2 separate regions of the Mus musculus genome follow, and region 2 is linked to region 1. The links are chromatin contacts, found by Hi-C or POLR2A ChIA-PET in ENCODE. All regions are on one chromosome and are shown on one strand. The core of a region is the stretch at or near the end of the contact, and the rest is flanking DNA. Distances in the headings are between cores, read along the strand shown. Region 1 holds the start of Rfx3 (regulatory factor X, 3 (influences HLA class II expression)). Region 2 holds the start of Jak2 (Janus kinase 2).

Region 1 (2,700 bases), core at 27-2,526:
AAGTCTAAACCACAATGAAAATTGTTAACACTCTCCTGTGGGGAGGGAGGTGCATCAAAGTGAAACAGAACCTCAGGACTACCCCTCCCATCTCCACATGAAGGATAAAGCGCTGTCAGTAGCCACTAACCAAAGTAGCACAGATGCCCTGCATCCGGTTTAAATCACAAGCACACACACACACACACACACACACACACACAAACCCGAAAAGGGGAGGGGGGAGAGAGAGAGAGGAGAGGGAGAGGAGACAGAGGAGAGACAAGAGAGGAAAGAGGAGAGAAGAGAAACAGAGAAACAGACTTAAAAAAAAAATCTCTCAAGAGCAGCAGAGGCCCCCTAGTTTCAATGTGTGTGCAAATGGGGGGAAGGGGGGAGAAGACTGCTGAATGGATATTAAGACTGTTTGCAGCACAAAGAAAAATACAGTTTTAAAAGAAAAAAAAAAAAAAAGAATCCCGTGAGGCCAGTGATGGTCAAATAAGTGCAGTCCGTTCAGCAGCAGGCACAGAGGGGCCGAAACGAAGGGAGCGGGCTTCGGGAAAAGTTCACCGAGGTACCAGGATAAAAATAACAAAACCCCCAACAAGGCCCCGCAAGTGAACAACAACCACCACAGCGCAGCACCTTTTGGGGACCCCCCCTGCTCACTGCTGTCTATTTCGATTTGGAAAGCAGCAGCCACCAGGCAGCTTTGCAAAGCAGCGAATTAAAGAAAGAGAGAGGGAGAAAGCGAGCCCCTTCTCTCCACCTGCCCCTCCTCCTGGGCGCCCGCGGACCTGGGGGGGACGCTCCAACACCCGCGACGGACAGCGGCGGCTTCCTAGCCCGCTCGCCCCGCAGCCCCGGCTCCCGCTCCATCCCCGAGCGCCGAGGCCGGGCGGGCAGGCGCGCGGCGCCCACACCCCCGAGCCCGCCGCGCGCGGGTCCATTGTAAACAAGCCCCCGGGACCGAGCCCCTCAAGCGGCCGCAGCCGGTGTCAGGAGGGAGACCCCGCACAGCCACGCTCGCTCGCACACACGAACACACGCACGGACACACACGCTCCCACACACATGTAGAGAGACCGAAGAATATTCACCTTGGCTGTGGATTATTGTGGTGTTGTTGGTGGGTGATGGAGATGGTGGTGGTGGGGAGGAGGAGGAGGAGGAAGAGGAGGAGGAGGAGGAGAGGAGTAGTTGTTGTTGATGGGTAACAGTCGCCAGGACTACGGTGACTATGGCGCTTGATTCACAAGGCAACGGTTGCTATAACTCACAAAAGAGAGAGAGAGGGAGAGAGAGAGGGAGCGAGGGAGAGGGAGACACTCGCGCGGGGAGGGGCGGGGGGGAGGGAGGAGGGGAGAGGGCGGGCCCGAGAGCGCCGGAAGAAGCGGCTTCGGCGCCGTGACTGACAGCTCGGAGCCCGGGCGGGGGGCTGCGGTCGGGATTCCGACGTCGGTTTTTCCCCCGAGGTGCGCTTTAAGACTTGGCGGGCCCGGGGTCAGGGCGAGTCTGCCTGGAGGAACGGGACGGAGGACGCCGGGGAAAGCTGAGGGTCTGGAGGCGAGGGCTACTTTCCGTCAAAGGAGCCCCGCCTGCCTCTGCCGCCAGCTCTGTGCCCAGCCGCCCCGCAGCCGCGAGAGGAAAAGCGCGAAGCCAGGGGAGGGGGAGTGACGACGGAGCCAACACTGTGTGAGACGCGCGCTACCGCGGAGGCAGACCCCACTTTGAAGAGCGGGCTCCACCCCGGGGCGTACGTCATTTCCTGGGCGGCCCCAGCTAATATCCCGGATGTGCTGCGCTCCTCCCCTCTCTCTCCTCTCTTCCCCCCGCCCCGCTCAGGTTTTTTTTTTTTTTTTTTTTTTTTCTCCCCTCCCTCTCCGTGGTCGCCAGTGTGGTGTTTCCCGGTCGGTCGTTTATGCCTCGCGGGTGATCCCTTTCCCAGACTCTCTGCGGCCGGCGCGGGCCTCCAGGGTCTCGGCTTTGCCCTCCCCTCCATCGAATTCCGCTTTCTCGCGCCTCCCGAGGCCGCGGGGTCCTGAGGAGCGCGGGCGGCGGGGTGTGAGCGGTGCTCCCGCCGCCATCTTAGGGAGCGAGAGCCTGGGCGCGCGAACGGTGACCCATCTCGCTCGGCGCGGCCGCTACCTCCCTGCGGAACCGAGACGCCAAGTTAGCACCCTGCAGGACCGGGAGGAAGTGCCAAGGGGAAGGGAATTCGAGCTTTCCGAGGATGAGGGTCCCTACAGGGGTGGGTTAGACCTTTCAGAGTAGCCCTCGGTAGGTCCTTAAGGGGCTCTACCCTTTCAGAGTTGACGGGATGGATCCCAGCTAGACCAATCGCCCTATTAGCTGGCATCGGTTTCTTAACAGCCTGGGGGTAGCTTGTTCTTGAGCTGTGTTGGACACGGGAACGGCTTCTGTCCATGGAGAACATTATTAGCACACAACCTGGCACCTCAAACTCGAGTTGATAAGGCACAGCTTCTGAAACCTCATGGTTCAAGCATATTCGTCCAATTCTCCTCATACTGGAGTCCAGCAGGCACGTGCCCCCAGGCCCGCCAATACCCAAAATCTCCCAACATTTGCAGCTAAGCAGCTTATCCAAGACAATAACATACTGGAAGTAGAGCCTTAAGAAGTCAGTTCTCCTCTTGAGGCTTAATTTTTGCACCGGCACATGAGGGATTTGGGCCAGCATGAGTTCCCTGTTAA
Region 2 (2,700 bases), core at 108-2,607, 1.2 Mb after region 1:
AACCATGCATTGTGTAGTGGCCCACACCTTTGATCTCGGCATTCCCCAGGCAGGTAGGAGGATTTCTGTGAGTTCCAGGCTCACAGACTCAAAAATAAAGGAAAAAACAAAAAAAACAATAGATGTAAGATCTGAATAACAGCATCCGTCACGTATATAAGGGGACGTGGGTGTTGTGAATGCTTCATTTCGGTTGACAAACCTGGGGCTAAGAGAAAAAATAAGAAGCCCTATACAGAATGACCCCAGTTATTTCTTTGTCTTCTTATTTAGCCCCTTTCCTTTTACTGTCTTCCATTGAGGGTTCTTTCTTGGTCCTTAAAACACATTCCCTTTTCAGAATCCTTTTCATTGTTAGCTTCTTTCTTGAAACCAGATAGTTCCAGGACTGGATCGTTCTCATCCTTCACATTTCTGCTCAAATGCCACTCTAAGAGGTCTTTTCTGGTCATCTCAAAATAACATCTCCACTCACCTTTGTGTGTGTGTGTGTACCCGTTACTGGCAATCACACACAAAGAGCAGTGCAGATTTAAAGCCTCTTTTCTGGCTTCTATGAGAATAGCACATGCAGAATGGGTGCTGCCTTCGTCTCCTCTCCTGGGAGCCCTTGCCTAGCAGGGAACAAATTCTTGAATGAATGAACGTGGCTCTTTGGGACCCTATACGTCGTTTCTTCTTCCAAGCGGTCCCTTCGCAGAAGTGGTGGTTAACTGAAGTCAGGTACTTGGGTCTCAGCGCCCGGTCCACGGTGCCACGTCCCCTGGGCCGAGCGCTTAGGGCAGGGAGCCGCCTGTGGAAACGAAAGCAGGAAGGGGAAAGTCTCCGCGGAGGCAGCGGCCGCCAATCCTATCAGCTCGGACGCAGCGGGGCCTTCCCGGCCGGGCTGACTCATTCCCAGCCGTCTCCTCCGCGAGCCGAGGCCGCAAGCACGCTGCGCCAACCCGCACCCGCCCCGCTCCTCCTCCTCCTCGCGCGCTCTCGCCCGGGGGCTGCCCCGGGAATCTCCACGCGCGCCTCCGCTTCCCCGGAGCCCGCGGCCGCCTCCCCCGTCCCGGCCCAGCCCCGCAGAGCGGCCCCGCGGGCGGCGCAGGCGCAGTGGGGCGTGCCGGCCTCCGCCCCCCCGCCAACCCCCGCCGGCTTGCCCACGCCCCGCTCCGCCGCTCGGGGCCGCTTTCCCGAAGCTGCACCGCGCCGGAGCCCGCCGAGCAGGGCAGCTGAGCCGGCGTCGCGGGGCCGAGCGGAGGCGGCGTGCGGCCCCTGGAGGGCGGAGACGGGCTCGGCGCGCGGTGGGCGTGGCGTGGGCTGCAGGAAGCTGAGGCAGAGCAGAAAGGGGGCAGCAGCGGCCACCGCCGGCCTCCCGCCGCGCTGACAGGCTGGGCGGGCCCCCGCTCTGGGCGAGCTCGCGCGGCGTCGGCGCCTCGGCCGCGGCCCCGGCTCCGGAGGCGCCCGTCCGTCCCGGCGAGGGCTGCAGGCGGCTGCCGGGTCCGCCGCTGCGGGATGTGAGTGCGGGCCAAGCCCGCGCGGGAGGGCCCCCGAGGGCCCAGCCTGGCGGCCGCTCGACCCTGCGCCCGGCCCGGGGGCTCCCTAGACCTCGGCCCGCCCGACGCGTCTCGGAGGAGCGGATCCTGCGCGCCTCGGGGCGCTCCTGTGTGGCCCGACCCGTGTCGCCGGTGGGTGCAGTCCCTGGCTGCTGGATGGGGGCGGGGGGCAGCGGTTCTCCCTGCGATCCCGCCTCCTGCTTTCCCCTTAGCCCCCTGCTACTGGCAGGGAACTTCAAAGCTAGAAAACCTGCGGGTTTCCGACAGCCTAGGAAGGAGTGGCTAGCTGTTGATAAATGCATGCATCCCCTTGTGCCTTAGAACCCGACCCCCCCTCTTTCTTATTCTTCTGTACATTTTTCTAGTCATCTAAACAGCGCAGAAAAAAAAAAAGAGAGCATCTATTGGCCCTGGGTTTTTGAGTTAGTGACTTGCTGCTTCTGTTTTTAGGTTCCTGAAGCAGGCGACGGGAACAAGATGTGAACTGTTTTCCCTCCCCAGAAGAAGAGGCCCTTTTTTTCCCTCCCGCGAAGGTGGGTGTTAGCGCTCGGGGCTGCCTGGGTGCTGCAGTTAAAGACAAGGGTGTCTGAGATCTGCGAGCCAGTGCCTGCTAAGAAGGCTGGATGCTTGTGTACAACGGCAGGACTAATTGTTGCTTACTGCGAAAATGGCAGTGTTGAACTTTTCCTGTTGCTGTGGGAGAGTAATTGGGTGGTATTTATTGTGTCTCTTGGATCCTTAAAGAAGCGGTCTTTGTTGGTTTTACAGTGTGGTCTTGCAGAGGAAAACAATAAGTCGTCTCTTTCTCCCCCTTTCTCCCCAGTCTTAATTTTCAAGGAATTGAAATAACCTGTTGAGGGAACAAATTGGTTGTTTTTGCTGGGTTTCTGCTGCCACATTGAATGCTTCCTGTATTCACCTGCTTGCTTTGTTGGTTGATTGCTTTCCGGTGGTTACTAGTCTATCAGGGGAAACTCCTTTTCCCTGAATGAAAGGACCGAGCCGCTGAGTGTGTCACAGAGAGGAGGAGAAATGCGGAGAAGGGAAACAGAAGTGGGAATAAAGAAGCCGGAGGTTGCTTTTGGTTTCATAATAGGTTTGTATGAGTGAGTTGTTGGCTTACTGCAAATATTCTCATATAGTTCCCAGCGGATTTGAA

What was found. Hi-C counts contacts between places; a loop is a spot of excess contacts on that map. ChIA-PET counts read pairs that join two places held with the same protein, here RNA polymerase II (POLR2A).
Region 2: a map of regulatory T cell shows a loop between it and region 1 (8-fold over the local background). The contact joins the promoter of Jak2 here to the promoter of Rfx3 in region 1. A Hi-C loop is called at or near these places in 1 of 37 maps with a recorded cell type or tissue (regulatory T cell). POLR2A ChIA-PET finds 5 or more read pairs at or near these places in 1 of 5 experiments (embryonic stem cell).

The regions. Positions count from the first base shown.
Region 1 is chr19:28,009,890-28,012,589 of GRCm38, forward strand. It overlaps Rfx3 (regulatory factor X, 3 (influences HLA class II expression)), which reads right to left and starts at 1,277. Exons shown (of 17, transcript NM_011265.3): 1 at 1,083-1,277.
Region 2 is chr19:29,250,446-29,253,145 of GRCm38, forward strand. Jak2 (Janus kinase 2) reads left to right here and starts at 1,358. Exons shown (of 25, transcript NM_008413.4): 1 at 1,358-1,673; 2 at 1,992-2,074.